Regions from separate parts of the Homo sapiens genome. Here region 2 is linked to region 1. A link is an interaction called in ENCODE POLR2A ChIA-PET data of the cell type or tissue named here. Cell type or tissue: MCF 10A. All regions are shown on one strand. Region 1 overlaps RNF145 (ring finger protein 145). Region 2 overlaps LINC01932 (long intergenic non-protein coding RNA 1932).

The links. Peaks named below come from ENCODE experiments on the same cell type or tissue, not always from the same donor. Only the 100,000 strongest peaks of a DNase experiment are listed, where the experiment ranks them.
Region 2: POLR2A ChIA-PET joins it to region 1 with 5 read pairs; 3 of 35 experiments call an interaction of 5 or more read pairs at or near these places.

What each region holds. Positions count from the first base shown.
Region 1 is chr5:159,183,103-159,188,102 of GRCh38, reverse strand. All of the region lies in intron 3 of RNF145 (ring finger protein 145), which reads left to right. Among named protein-coding and RNA genes, the nearest start is that of RNF145, 24 kb to the left of the region's middle. In MCF 10A, no CTCF peak of the experiment used is centred here; DNase peaks (open chromatin) are centred at 1,612 and 2,892.
Region 2 is chr5:159,238,624-159,243,623 of GRCh38, reverse strand. All of the region lies in intron 2 of LINC01932 (long intergenic non-protein coding RNA 1932), which reads right to left. Among named protein-coding and RNA genes, the nearest start is that of LINC01932, 13 kb to the right of the region's middle. In MCF 10A, no CTCF peak of the experiment used is centred here; a DNase peak (open chromatin) is centred at 3,033.

The sequences.
Region 1 (5,000 bases):
CCCAGTGTTCTTAAATTCCTTGTTTTATTGTTAGATTTATGAACCAACATATTGGATTTGTGTGTCTGTGACTTGAATTAAGAGCCCAGTAGAACTGGCTTTCAAAAGAAGGAAGTAATACTGTTTTCATTCTGGCTCTTCGGTGTGTAAGTACGGTTTCAAATGTAAAAACTTCCCCAAGAGTGACTTATGTGTAAACTATGGATAATCAGCTCTCCATTTTATGATGACTTGCATAATTCAAAGTTGTAGATTGGGGCTGCTCTTTCTCAGGGATACTAGTATTTTGGGCAGGGTATGCATTGCTACGGAAGCTGTCCTGTGCATTATAGGATGTTGACAACACTCTGTCTACCCACTAGACCCCAGTGATACCCTCTTCCCAGCAAATATGACAACCAAAAAGTGTCCCTAGACATTGTCACATGCTGTCTCTGAGGAACAAAACTGTCCTCAGTTAAGAACTACTATAGATAGGCCGGGAGTGGTGGCACACGCCTGTAGTCCCAGCACTTTGGGAGGCTGAGGCGGGTGAATCACAAGGTCAGGCATTCGAGACCAGCCTGGCCAACATAGTGAAACCCCGTATCTACTAAAAATACAAAAAATTAGCCGGGCATGGTGGCAGGCACCTATAATCTAAGCTACTCAGGATACTGAGGCAGGAGAATCGCTTGAACCTGGAAGGCAGAGGTTGCAGTGAGCTGAGATCGTGCCATTCCACTCCAGCCCAGGCAACAGTGTGAGACTATCTCAAAAAAAAATTTTTTTTCTTTAAAAAAAAAAACTAGATAAATTGTTTTTTGTTTGTTTGTTTTTTGAGATGGAGTTTTGCTCTTGTTGCCCAGGCTGGAGTGCAATGGCGTGATCTTGGCTCACTGCAACCTCCACCTCCTGGGTTCAAGTGATTCTCCTGCCTCAGCCTCCCAAATAGCTGGGATTACAGGTGCCCACCACCACGCCTGGCTAATTTTTTGTATTTTTAGTATAGACAGGCTTTCACCATGTTGGCCAGGCTGTTCTTGAACTCCTGACCTCAGGTGATCCGCCCACCTTGGCCTCCCAAAGTGCTGGGATTACAGGCATGAGCTACCACGCCCAACTGTTTTGTTTTTGTTTTGAGACGGAGTCTTGCTCTGTTGCCCAGGCTGGAGTGCAATGGTGCAATCTTGGCTCACTGCAACCTCCGCCTCCAGGGCTCAAGTGATTCTCCTGCCTCAGCCTCCCAAGTAGCTTGGATTGTTAAAATGAGTATTACCATTTATATTCTAAACTTAATTTTGACAGGAATAAAATTGACCAGTTTCACTGTTTGACATGTGTTCTGCTTTTGAACATTATCAAATACAGGCACTCAATATCTAGGAGGCCAGAAAGAAACTAAAGAAAGGGTGTCAACAGTTTAAATAAACTCTGGGTAAATGAATTATTCAACTGCTAGCTCAGTGCTGACGGTATGGTAGGTATGTTTGTGTGCGTATATGTGTGTTTAGTAGGCATATAAGGAAATACAGGTATTTGAACATCTGAGATTTCTTGTACCAAGTGGTGCTTCTTGTTGCCCATATTGCAAAAGATAACTTGGCACACCTCTTTTGTGTGAAAACAGGTTAGGTTTCTTTGGAATTAACGTTGTTTGAAAGCTTTAAGTAAATAGCCAGAATGTACAAGTTGTTCCTAGGTTGTCCAGTGTCTGAGTCAGGTCGCTGAAGAGACTGTTATAATAAAGGTCTTTAATTAGCTGAAGTGGTAAGCTACTAGGTTTTGTTCTTGGTACCCATTTATTTTTTGTAACATGTATACTTCTCTTTATAAGCAAGAATTTTTCTAATTGCAAGCTCTGAGGCCCTTTTCTTTTTCTTTCTTTCTTTCTTTTTTGAGACAGGGTCTCACTCTGACCCAGGCTGGAGTGCAGTGGTGCAATCTTGGCTCACTGCAACCCCTGCCCCTACCAGGTCCACACAATTCTCCCGCCTCAGCCTCCCAAGTAGCCGGGACTATAGGCATTACCACGCCTGGCTAATTGTTGTATTTTTTGTTTTGTAGAGTCGGAGTTTCACCGTGTTGTCCAGGCTGCTCTCGAACTCCTGGGCTCAAGTGAGCCGTCTGCCTCGGCCTCCCAAAGTGCTGGGATTACAGGCTTGAGCTACCATGGCCGGAGGCCCTTTTCATAGATCTTGTACATTCCTTGTGGCCCCAGTTTGAGTTAAAAGAGGGGAGGCTGTTATACAGGACTAGGGACGTAGATTTTTCAGTTTATTAGTGCCTTGGGGTGATTATCAGCCTTCCACAAGTGAAAAAACATTTAAGAAGGAAAATATTTTATTCAGTTATAAGTAGATTGGCAGGAATTCTTGTTTCTGAAGATATTAAAACATTCTACCTTTTAAGTCTTCTGAAATGAAAAATTGTAATGCTTCTCTTGAATAGCTCACCTGAGTCTTAAGAGAATCATATGTTGTTGTTAAAAGTTAGAATTTTATGACTCTTGCCTTGAACTAATTTTTCACCTAAAATGACTCATGGAATTTTGGATAATTCCCACTTTGGATCCTTCTTATTTAGGCTTACTGTCTTGTTTTTCTTATGTTGTGAATGACCATCCCTGTTAGGACTGATTTACCAAGAATTCTCAATGCCAGCATGAGATACCTGGAATTTGTGCATAAGTAAGATATAGAGATTTTTGTTAACCCTGATTCTTATTTCAGTTATTCTCTACAGTTTGGGATGGGATGCCCAGATCCTCCTTTTAGAAGTGACAGCTCCATAGTGGTTGTGTGGCATACTAGGTAGTTTAGCTGTCACCAAAACTACTGCCTTGACTCTGGCATGCTAAGCTGAGCTGGCCTAAAGAGAGAGTCTGCAGGCTTTCTAGGCCTGGCTGTTTTTACTGAGGTGGGGCTTTTTGGTGAGTCAGCCAAATGGAGGATTTTGGAGGACTGTATTGAAAGAGAGGAATCGAGCAAAGGGGAAACGTTCTAAGGGGCCTAGGGATGATACTAATTTTGAGGCTATGATGAATGATACAGACTTAAATTGAACAGGAATGTGGGGGGCAGTACAGTATTGGAGAGCTAATCCTGGGATCCTAGAGGAGGACAAAGTAAGGAGAGCGAGTGGGAGGAAACCACTTAACATCAGGGCTGTCATTGTGGCCTAAAGGTTGATCATTTATTCTTCTGGAATGCAGACCTCCCTTAGGGTCCTATAATCACAGCAAATCGCAAAGTAATGAGTATAGAGAAAGCAAAAATAATTAAAAAGAAAATAATGGAAAGGATTACAAAGTTAAGAGAAGGCTTAAAAAAGGAATGAAATATAGGGTTGGATAAAAGAAAAGGAAATAGTTAAAACCTTTTATAATAACCATATGAAATAGGAGAAGTAAAATAAGTAGTATTTAAGATAAAAAAGTAAAAGGCAGATAGAAATATTATTAGTTAAATGAAAAAGTTAGAACCTAGAAATAGAGAATAAAAGATGTAGTTTTTAAATATGCTGTGAATTTAAAATCTTTTTATGTATCAATAAAAAAGACGTTAAAATCCTCACAGCATTCTGTATTTTTTCTTACAGCACTGATCATCATCATAATTAAATAATTATAGGACTAAGTATTTATCTCCCCTCCCTGTTTATAAGTTGCGTGCTAGTATGGAATGTGCAGTATTAGCAGAGTCTAGCAGAGTGCCAGCACTTATGTATTCAGTAATTTCTTTTTGAGTTAAAAAGCAACAGAGAATGTTAGTTATCCCTAGAAATTTTGTTGTGTGAAATTAGAATTTAAGGTAAGAAACTCTAAAGAAAGACAAAGTTTTTAAAAAGAGGATAAACTAACGTAGGCTATGAAAAAATGCAGAACAATTAACAAATGTCTCAGCAATCAAATTCTAGCATAATGTTTAGTTTGCTGAGCTTTATTATAAAATATCAATAATATGTGACAAAACCAAACAGTGGAAAGAAAACATGGTAGGGACCTCAATTCTTCTGTCTTTTCTTGTCCCTCACAAAGAGACACTTGGGACTGAGGCCCTTCTGGGGCACTTTGTGGCTTTCTCCTTGGGGATAGTGCTCTTGGAGCTGACCTCTCTCCCTTTTCTAATGTAAAATTCGTATAACATAAAATTAATCATTTTAAAGTGAGCAGTTCAGTGGCATATAGTACATTCATAATGTTGTGCAGCTGTCACCTTTATCTAATTCTAAAACATTTTTGTCACCCAAAACAAAACTCAGTACTCATTAAGCCGTTACTCTCATCTCCCCTTCTCCCCAGCCCCTGGCAACCACCAATCTGTGTTTTGTCTGTATGGATTTTTCCTGGCCCCTGTTTAAACTGTATCCATTGGAGAGAGATATGCTATGACCAAAAAGAAATTATTGGGCTTTAAAGGTCTGGATAGTACTGACACTCAGAGTTGTATCTCTTTTAGGTATAAATTTATTTTTCAAATAGCATTTTAAAATACTTTGTATTAATACTATTTATATATGCATTTTGTTCTAATTTCATAATTCTTTTAATTTTTTAGTTTTCTAACTATATAATTCCATTGATGGTTACCTATAGTAATCAGATATTTATGTGTTATTTGCATTTGTGTCTTTCTACATGAAAACAGGGTTACTCAATATTGCACAGTTGACATTTTGGACTGGATGATTTTTTGTTCTAGGGGCTAGCCTTTGCATTGACGAATATTTAGCAGCATCTTTGGCCTTTACACACTAGGTGCTAGTAATACCTCTCCCCAATTGTGACAACCAAAAATGTTTCCAGAGGTTGTAGAATATCCCCTCAGGAGCAAAATTGCCCCTTGGTTGACAACCACTGCATTACAATAATTCTTCCTGAGAATTTGGCTTCCTCTTTCAGTAGAAAGAGACAATTAATACATTATGTGTTAGAAACCATCATCTAAGAGTGATAAAGGAGAATTGCTAGATCACCCATATAACTTAGTCATGCATTTTTATAATCTCAGAAACTGTTT
Region 2 (5,000 bases), 56 kb before region 1:
GTGTTTTTAAATGAATTTTACCTCAATAAAAAACTTTATTAATCCTCAACACAATCTCCATTGTCTGAGGCATTGTTAATATCTCCAATTCCCAGATCTCATTCTCCTATGTAAGAACAGCAGCTCAATCTTTCATCTTCTGCAAGTTTTTTTCAGTTTATTCACTTTACTCACTCTTTTTTATCTTAGCTTCTTGTGAAAGCAGATTTATGCTTTTACAAAAATATGCTTTCATCCAGGCCATCTTTTATTGCCACCTTAAGTTTTTTTTAAAATTTATCTGATATATTTTAAAGGATGCTTTTGTTGCAGCTACTTGAACTTGGATGTTCAATGCATTTTCTGAAGACCAGGTCTCTCTCATAATCTCTTTTAACCCAGAGTAAACAATCGGATATTTCCAGATTTTTTGCTTATGGCCACCAGTTTTTGTATATATTATCATTTGTTCTCAAGTCTGGCTTCCATTAAAGCAGAGTGAAATCTTTCAAATTCTATTCGAATGAGGCTAAGCTTGAAAAAAAAATGATGTTTTTCCTCCAGGAAGGCAGAAAATCCAATAGTCAGTACTTTATGTTTATTTGGATAAAGTTCTATTTTAATAATCAAAAATCTGACTATGACTGAAAATACCTTTCTATCCCATAGCAATTGGTGGGGGTCTCTGTTAAGGTTTGAGAAGCACTGCTCTAAACTGTTTCTCACGCTTCAGGTATCAGCTGACGTGCACTTCCTCAGGAAGGCTTTTGTAATCCACAGTCTTGAGTCAGGCCCTTAATTATGAACTTCAAATAAGCTCCAGCCTTTCCTTCAAATATTTATCATAGTTTATCGTCGCATGCTCACCTCCACCCAGAAGTAGCTATTATCCTAAATTTTGTGTTAAGCCTATGTTTTCCTTAGACCCTACCACACATGTAGGTAGCTCTAAACAAACTATTATTTGATTTTGTCTGTTTTTTAAACTACATCTATTAAGTCACATCATATGTGACTTTCTGTGACTTACTACTTGGCTTTCACTCTGTGTTGTGAAATTCATCCATTTATTATGTGTAGTTGCAGTGTATTCATTTTCACTGCTGTATAAAATTCCATGATATGGATAGATGACAGTTTTGTAATCCATTTTAATGTCAATAGAAATTTCAATTGTGTCAATGTTTTTTGCTGTTAGGAACAATTATGGGCTATTGTGCAATGGAGTTTCTTATTGTGTCTCTTGCTTCACATGTACAAAGAATTTTTTTTTAGTTTAACATTAGGGGTAGAATTGCTTGGTATATGACACATGCTTACTTGACTTTACTAGGTGATGACAAATTGCTTTTCAAAGTTGTTGTAGCAAATCACAACCCCACCAGGAGTGTGTGAGTTTACAATGCTCTATATTCTTGTCAAAACTTGGTATTGTCTTATTTTTACGTTTATGCCAGTCTGGTGGATTTAAACAGTTTCTCATTGTGGTTTTAATTTGCATTTATCTGATTACTAATGAGACTGAATCTTGTTTCCTGTGTTTCTCGGCATTTGGATTTCCTCTTCTGTGAAGAGCCTTTTGCTCATTTTCTACTGAGTTATTTGTCTTTTTCCTTATTGATTTGTAGGAATTATTCATAGACTCTAGATACTAATTTTTGTGCATTATATATATTATATGACTATCTTCTCCCAGTTATGGCTTCTCTTTTCATTCTTTTTACCATGTCTTTTATTGAAAAGAAGTTGTTAATTCTTACGATTTATTACCTTTTGCTTTACAGGTGGTTCTTCTTGTACTTTGTATAAGAAAACCTTTCTTAACCTAAGGTCATAAAGATATTCCAGCCTGGCATGGTGGCGCACACCTGTAATCCCAACACTTTGGGAGGCTGAGGCGGGCAGATCACCTGAGGTGAGGAGTTCAAGACCAGTCTGGCCAACATGGTGAAACCTTGTCTCTACTAAAAATACAAAAAAATTAGCTCACGTTGTGGCAGACGCCTGTAATCCCAGCTACTTGGGAGGCTGAGGCAGGAGAATCGCTTGAAACCAGGAGGCGGAGGTTGCAGTGAGCCAAGATTGCGCTGTTGCACTGCAGCCTGGGCAACAAGAGTGAAACTCCATCTCAAAATGTAAAAAATAATAATTTTCATATTTTCTCTTGAAAGTCTTAAGGTTTACATTTGGAACTTCAGTGTTTGATCCACATGAAATTGAATTTTGAATATGGTGTGAGGCAGGAATTCATTTTCATATGAGTCTTTTCTGGTGTAAAGCAAGCCTGGGGGTAAGCGATTCAAACATTCTACTCTGTGGTATATTTTCTAGAAAGACACTCTTGGGCAGATGAAGGAGAAATGTATGAACAAGTTCATGGAAACATTACTCATAATAGCAAAACACTGGAAATGTCCCCAAATGTCCATGAATAATACAGTGGACAAATACTGGGTTTGTGCAAAAGTAATTATAGTATTTGCCATTACTTTCAATAATAATAATAATAATAATAATAAATTGGTGTATGTGCCTACAATGCAATACCATACAGCACTAAAAATGAAAAATCTATAGCCACACGTGACAAAACAAATCCTTCCAAAACACCTAATTTTGAGTAAATAACCAGATTGTAGAAGAACTCATAAAGCAAGATTCCATGTATGTAACATTTAAAAGTAGAAAAAATTGAACAACATAGTAGTTAGAGATATATATGTGCTTAAACTATAAAGAAAAGCAAGAGATTGGTTAATAAAAACTTAAGAGCAGTGACTGCCAATGGCAGGGAGGGAGGTGCCTGAAGTCAGGAATGGACACACAGGGTGCTTCAGAGCTAGGAGATGGGACATGTCTCCTCTTTCTTTCTAATTCCAACTATTCCATAATATCGCTCCCAGTGCTGACTTCCTGAAGCCCAGGTCTAATTATGCAACATTAGTGACCTTCTTACCCTCCAATCATCCTGTAAGTTTATTGGAGTTCCTAGAATTCTTTCCTTGGCTCTCTTTTTATATCATGTTACAGGGCGATCTTAGTGGGTGATTTCACCCATCCCCATGACTGTCAACTGCCACTGAAGTGGCAATGACTCACACATTTGTCTTTCCTAAACTCCAGACCTACATATATAGCTACTGAGTAGATATTTCCGCTTGCATGTTCCACAGTGTCTCAGACTCAGTATGCCTGGTGTTTTTACAAAAAGGGGAAATTTGCACACATAGGGAGAAGACCATGTGAAGATGGAGGCAGAGATTAGGTGATGCAGCAGAAACCAAGGAGCATCTAGAGAGCCAGCAAACCACCAGAGCTTGCGGACAGGCCTTCAGAAGGAACCAATCCTGCTGACACCTTGATCTTGAACTTTTAGCCTCCAGAGCTGTGAGGCCATACATTCCTGTTGTTTAAGCTCCCCAGTTTGTGGTACTGTGTTCCAGCAGCCCTAGAAAGTGAATGCTATATGCACGCTTGCCATCCCAATTTTCACACCCAGTAACTGATCCTATAAAAATAATTGCACAAGTAAGCAAAGGAGTTATCATAAGGATATTGACAACAGCAGTGTTTATCATTTACAACAGAGAAAACAACCTAAATGTCTTACAGTGAAAGAAAAGTTCATAAATGATAGTACATTCACACAATGGAAAGTCATGTAGCTTTTCAAAATGATGTTGTCAGTATAAAGCTTGAGAGGGAAAGACATTCACAATAAGTTGCTTAAAGGGGACTACAAAAGAGTATGTATATATATACTGTTGGCCATTTTTTGCAACTTATATATGTGTGTGTGTGTGTGTGTGTTATAAATGCATAGGAAAAAGTCTGAAAGTATATCAACATATTTACAGTGGTAGAATTTCAGGTAATTTACATTTTCCTCTCTTTGCTTCTCCATATTTTCTTAAGAGATGTGGTTTAAAAATTAGCCTGTGAGGGTTCCTTGTTTTCCCTCTCCCCATTGCCCCTTTTAAGATTGACTGAGTAGATTCACAATCCTTCCATACCTCGGGAAGGAGGAAGAAAGAATAGGAAAAAAGGGGAAAGGACAGGAGAAAAGAAAACATAAATGATCTATTAAAGAACTAGGGGATAAAAAAAATTGTTTGTTTGTTTGTTTATAAGAGATGGGGTCTTGCTCTATCACCCATGCAGTGGCACCTTCTTAGCTCACTGCAGCTTTGAACTCCTGTGCTCAAATGATCCTCTCACCTCAGCCTTCCAAGTGGCTAGGACTGTAGTGGTGCCTCATCATGCCTGGCTAATTTTTTTTGTAGTGGTGGGGTCTTGCTATGTTGGCCAGGCTAGTCTAGAACTCCCGGCCTCAAGGGATCCTCTTGCCTCAACTTCCCAAAGTATTAGGAATACAGGACAGCGTGCCCAGCCAGATTCATGAATTTAGGAAGCAAAATATAGTGTGAACTGTAGGAGAAAAAGGTTTGGGGAGGTAGAGTTGTGAATGAGAGGCTCTAAAGCAATACAGGGTGTGAGAGAATTGTGGAAGAGAGAAGAGAGCATAGGAAGAGTATTCTCGGGGTTACAAATGGGATCCTTTTAAACAATTTCCAAGTAATGCACATGAAAGCTCAGAATTTCATGTTTTATCATTTTTAGCTGTTGGGATTGTACTTCTTTGAATGCAGCATCAACAGCATACAGAGAAAGGATTCAATGAGTCCAGGATTTATAAAGTCATTTTTCTACAATTAGCATATGGGTTCCAGTTTGCAAACTGAAGTACACAAGAAATATTACTTTATTTTTCTCTATCTTCATTTTTATTTGTTGTTATTGTCCTCCCAGTGGCAGACACTTGGCCTCAGGCAACTAAGTTTTCTGCTTGAGATAACATTCAAGAGGAGGTAGGTGTGGGCAGAGGCTTAGTTAATGAGGTTCATGTAGAATGCATCCGGGCCAGAGGTCTTAGGACAACGGTATCTTTTAAGATGGCCATCATCCTAGCTGACCTTAAGATCTGCATGATCCCATCTGTCAACACAAGTCCCTGTCTTTTC